2 separate regions of the Homo sapiens genome follow, and region 2 is linked to region 1. Evidence: read pairs that join two places in POLR2A ChIA-PET (ENCODE). Cell type or tissue: GM12878. All regions are shown on one strand. Links, peaks and the distances in the headings refer to the core of each region. The heading gives the core; the rest is flanking DNA.

Region 1 (2,815 bases), core at 220-2,719:
TTCCATTAATGTTCACATTTTCCCAAATGTCTTATAAATTTCTTTTTAATTTAGTTTGTTGAAATGTGATCTAGATAAGGTCCATACCTTGCAATGTGTTGAGTTGTCTCAACTATCTTAGTTTGTAAGTTTTTTGCAATTTATTTATTGAACAAAACAGGTCTTTTTTGGAGTTTCCCACATTCTAGATTTGCTGATTTCATCCTTATTGTGGTGTTTAGCGTGCTCCTCTGCCTTCCATATGTCTTGTGAAACTGGTAGTTGGAGAAAGGGGCTTGATCAGATTCAGGACTTTTTATTTTGTCTTTTGGTATAAATACTTCATAGTAAGTGTTTACTTGTGTCAGTAAGCACACAGCATTTGATTGCCCCTCTGCGAAGTTAAAGGCCATTCATGATCTTTACTTAGATTTGTTATTTCATTTGAAGCTGCATACTATTGCTGTTTAAATTTTATCATTTCTTTTCATTTATTATCTAGGAAATTTTTATGACAGAACTTCCATTCATCAACAGTTTACTTACCCTGAAATAGTTTGTATATGAGTTAGCTTTCAAAATAACTTGCAAAAATGATGAATGAGGACTTCTTAAAATGTCATTAAGAACTCATAGATTTAAATAATTGAGACATTTTAATCCATTGCTGTTGATACTTTTATTGATAGGGCCATAGTTCAACTGTGCTCTGTAGAGCCCTGGGCTTTCCTACTTCAATCAGATTTCAACTTTTGATTGTTTCTGTACTGGGCTTCCCTTTGGCTAAAATAAACACTGAGTTAAAGCATTGTCTCTGGAATTCCTCCACTAACTTGCTGATTTGTTGGGGAGGTACAGGGTAAAAGTTATCAACATTTACTAGTTAACAGAATAGGATCCACTGTGAACAGGACTCAGGAGAAAACCACTGGGGAACTGGGTAGGGTGTTGGTAGGAGGGCAGGCCTCATGGGGAAGCTCCTTGAGTTCCATGAGAGGAAGTTTTCTTGAGTCTTTCTGACAAGGAGCGAGCACTCAGGTGACTTGAGCTGAATTCAGGATTCATGAGCCCTACTGGATTAAATATTTTATTTGTGATTTTTCACATCACAAAGTATAGGACACATTTTGGTTTGGGTTACTGTTTTGCTTGTTTGTGTTGGTTTCTCTTGGTTTGTTGGTTTGTTTTCTGTTGGTTTGTTTTTGGAGAACCTCCTTTTTGAATCCAAAGAGTATTTCCTTGACACATTTGCATTCAGGTCTGTCTCTTACAGACACTTCTTCCATTTTAGCTGAGATTTAGTTTTGCTGTGTCATTTCAGCTGTAGAGGCCTTTGGCTTTTTGCATGAATATTTCAGATCCTGCTCTTGAGGCCTGATGGAGATTTTCTGAAGTCTGCTTTCTTAACTTTTGTCAGTTCTGTATTTGCATCTCTGTGGCATCTATTCATTTTCCAGTTTCCATATTTGCCAAGTTCTAGAGATGGGTCTGACTTGTGCACATCACCGTTCTTTAGTCTCATTAATATATATGTACACAAAGCTTGATTTCATGTTTTTCCTTTATTGGATTTATTTATGTTAAAGCTTCTGGTGACAGACAAATAGAAGGAAGTCTAAAAATCTATGTCCAAATTGGTTGCTAGGCTAGTTTTCCATACTTCCTTCTGTATATTCAATGCATGATATATGTCATGTGTCCTCGTTTTTCTTTTAAAATGTGGGAAACAAAAACAGTTTCAGCCTGTATTTTTCAAGATCAGTTCTTCTAGGAAGGACAATAATAATCTGTACCTGTTTCTTTATTATATAAATTAGGTAAGGTATGCAGATGACCATAAGCCCAGAAAGAGTTTAGTGTTGCCTGAAAGGTTAACAGTAATGTGCAGTTATGTAGAAAAGAAAAACTGAAACCATTTCTCACCTGAAGCTAGAAGGATTCAATAAAGGATTCATATTTTTCTTCAGTGACCTTCATTATCACAACTTTGCCCCAGAGACCACACTCTTTTTTAAGAGGCTTGTTTTTCAACACATCTGTACTACAGATTTTGTGGTTATGTACTGTGAAGCTGTGTTACTTTGGTGTGCACCAGGTTAAAATTATCTTGGCAAAATGAATTTTTGGTCATTATGTAGTGACCCACATAATCTATAAAACTGCTTTTTGCCTGTAATCTATTGTGTCTGATATTAATACAACTGTACCAGCTTTATTTTGGCTTCCTAGTGTGTTTTTAATAATTTTCAACTCTTCTGTGTTTATATGATTTATATAGCTAGCTTTTATATTTTTAACCAATCTGACAATCATTATCTTTTAACTAGAAAATTTCGTCTATTTACATTATCATTTCATGATTACCAATATAATTGGATTTATTTCTGTCACATTTTGTGATTGGTTTCATCTTTCTTTTTTTTCTTTATTTTTTATTTTTGGATTGATTTTTACTTTTGGATTGTTTTTGTTTTTTACGTTTTTTTCCCCTCCACTGGTCTGGAGATTATATCCTCTACTTTTTTAGAGATTGTTGCCCTTTAACTTCTAAAATGCATATCTAGCTTAAATTGTAATGCTCATCACACTCTACTATCCTTTAGGACACCTTAGGTCCACACACACACATCTAACCATATGCTCTTGTCTAATAATAAAGTTTTATCCTTTAAAACACATATAACATTATTTTAAACAGTCAGTTCCCCCCCAATTTAACCAATTTTATTGAGTTCTAAAAATTTCCTTTAGTATTTGTTGCTAATACATTTTCTGTTTTTGTTTGTCCAAAAATGTCTTCATTTCGCCCTTATCTTTTTTTTTTTTTTTTTTTTTT
Region 2 (2,815 bases), core at 297-2,796, 94 kb before region 1:
CAATACAGAATGGAAGGACCCGAGATGGCATGGTTAATAACTGTGATCCTGGGATCTCACAGGTGGGACACTTATCTCAGCCTTAGGGGATCAACAGAAGCTACCTGGGAGAGGCTGTACCTGAGAAGACTCTGAGAGAACAGACAGGACCTAGTCAGGCTAAGAAGAGGGAGAACAGTCCAGGGCGAGGATTCAGCCTGTGTAAATTCAAGAAAAAGAGGGAGACAAGGTGGGATAGCTAGAGGAAGCCATTTTACACCAGCTCAGTAGACAGAGGAAAGGAGATTTGCCAAGAAAGAAGAGGAGAGAAGGGGAAGGGCGGGGTAGGAAGGAAAGGGGAGGGAAAGGAAGGAGAGAGCAAGGGGTCAGAGAAAAGGATTTAGCCAGAGCCCAAGGCTGCCCTGGTTCTCACCCTCCGCACAGCCTAGTGATCAGATTCCCCTGAGTTTTCAGCCTGTGAGTCCTTTTCCTGCATTAGCATGGGACCACACTGTTCCTTACAATCAAAAGAATCGTAATCCTAACAGGGGCTCTTGATATTCAACAGGCTGAAATGTAAGTAGGCCTTTTCATCTTTTAGCATGTAGTAAATAAGCATGTGGTTTTGAACAGAGTAATTCCAACTTTGCCATTTTGATAGTCTGAGTACAAACCACTCCTGAGGATTGGAGGTGCAAACAGCTTGTTTTGCCACATTATTTCCCATCGCTTTACATGAAGCGATGTAAATCCCTTTTGCTACTTTGCCTTACATCTGCCCACTTGAAAAAATTCTTGCTCTGAATTCCTCCCTTCTAAGTCTTTGCTGCTTAAGAGTTGAGCACCCAACCAGTATTTTCTCTAGTCATCTCATAGTTGTTATCCCATAGAGAAAATACTGGTTGTGGATTTTTCAACAGATTTTAACCAGATTTCAACTTAACAATGCAACATATTCTAGTGGGAAAAGTGCTACAAAATAAGTTTTAAAATGACAAAGCAAGCCTTATATTTTCCCAAATATCATTTCCTTTATCTTCATAATTCCTATACTTTAAAAATCAAAATATGAAAACCTAGTTCAGTGAATAATAACTGCCTAACAACAATAACAAAAATAGCTTAACCCCATTTTGAAGAATTCATTCTTTTCTCTCCATTTTAGCACTTCCTAGTCAATCATCATCTATTAATTTTTTTCACACCACATTCAGAAACCGATAACACAGTTAGTGAACGTAAACATCTGTAGTCTACCTCTTTTACAGTTTTGTTCCTCATTTTTCTTCCCACTTCCCCTTAAGGAGGATTTTTCTCTCTTTCCTAAATGGGCTCAAACTCCTAATTCATCCTTTAAAAGCTTTTGCAGGATCTTATTTTCTCATGTACAATGCCTTTAGGGCTTTAATCCCAACACAAAGATCTTCAAAAATACAGCGGCTATTTTTGAAAGGAAAAAAGAAATTCTAAGAAGTCTGGTTGCAATTGTTAGACCGTTCTGCAAACAGTTATAACCATAAAGTAAAACAGAATAAATTTCACAGATGGTACTACTTCGTAAACATCAATGGTTCTCATTTTCTTAGCCAGACCCTCTAAATATCATCATCTTCTTCAATTATTAAAAAAAAGACAATGTACCATTGGGGTCATTCATGTCCCTTTTCTCACATCATGCCTTCTATTGTCTGCTTAATCTTTTCTTATTACCAGTGGGTTTCAGTCCATCCCACCATTCCTTTGCCTTTACACTAAATGGGTCATGACTGAGGGCTTAACATTCAGCACCCAGCAATCAAGGCCACCTCTCTTCATTCCCACTGTCAGCCATGGGTGACACTTGTCACCCTCTGGCTGAAGCCCTCCCTTCACATTCCCATGGTGTGTGAACCACATTCTGTCTCTACTTCTCCCTGGAAGTTTCAATTCTTAAAACTTGGTAATACTGAATCTTTTCTTAGTTTCCTCCCAAGTTGAATTCCTCTCTTTGGGTACATTTTTCTCTCAGAATTTAAAAAAAAAAAAAAAGAAAGAAAAGAAAACAGAAAAAACTTGTCTCATTCTTTTTGCTACCCATTCTATAAGCATATTTCTAGCTTTAAATCCATTTTATGTAGGTATGATTCCCTTCTGCCAATTTAAAATGGGCAAGACTAAAGCTAATTCTTTTTCTCCAACCTTCTTTTTGTATCTGTGAGAGGAAGAAAAAAAAAGAAGTCGGGACCCCAGTTCACTATGCCAAAGGCAAAAAATTAAGCTGAAAGCTGAGTCATACAAGAAACTGCCTTTCCTTCTCTTCCTAAGCAGATAGCTATAGATAAAAGGTTCCATATCTCCACAGGTAGCTACTCTGCCTTCATCCTATCTTATGTAAGGTGCCGATTTTCTGAGCACCAGAGGAATACGTAGTTGACTGTTCCCCTACCTGCTCCTTTTCTCTTGCAACAGGTGGATTAGCATACCCTCCCTCTTTCCCCTCCAGCCTGCTTTTCCCCTTTAAATATCGAAGCCCTCAAATTCATCTTTGGAGAAAGGCACAGACCGCCGACAGTTTCTGTGATTATGGGTTTTTTTTTTTTCTTCTGGGCATGTCCTTAACCTTGGCAAAATAAACTTCTAAATTGATTGAGATCTGTCTCAGATACTTTTTGGTTACATATCTTAAAAACATCTGAAGAAAATTTGTCCTGTTTATTCAATTTTTTATAAAAATATGCTTAATCAGTGGTTATTTCTGAGGTGTGAGAATTAGGTGGTTTTAGATAAGAATTGACAGGGGAATGGCATGCTTTTGCACTTCATTTTATATCTGTTTTTCTATTACTTGAAGTTTTTA

Evidence for each region. Peaks named below come from ENCODE experiments on the same cell type or tissue, not always from the same donor. Only the 100,000 strongest peaks of a DNase experiment are listed, where the experiment ranks them.
Region 2: POLR2A ChIA-PET joins it to region 1 with 6 read pairs; 2 of 35 experiments call an interaction of 5 or more read pairs at or near these places.

What each region holds. Positions count from the first base shown.
Region 1 is chr5:72,303,884-72,306,698 of GRCh38, reverse strand. All of the region lies in intron 2 of MRPS27 (mitochondrial ribosomal protein S27), which reads left to right. Among named protein-coding and RNA genes, the nearest start is that of MRPS27, 15 kb to the left of the region's middle. In GM12878, for the core only: no CTCF peak of the experiment used is centred there; a DNase peak (open chromatin) is centred at 1,318; H3K4me3 peaks cover 1,753 bases; H3K27ac peaks cover 2,500 bases.
Region 2 is chr5:72,397,612-72,400,426 of GRCh38, reverse strand. No RefSeq gene overlaps it. Among named protein-coding and RNA genes, the nearest start is that of PTCD2, 79 kb to the right of the region's middle. In GM12878, for the core only: no CTCF peak of the experiment used is centred there; no DNase peak of the experiment used is centred there.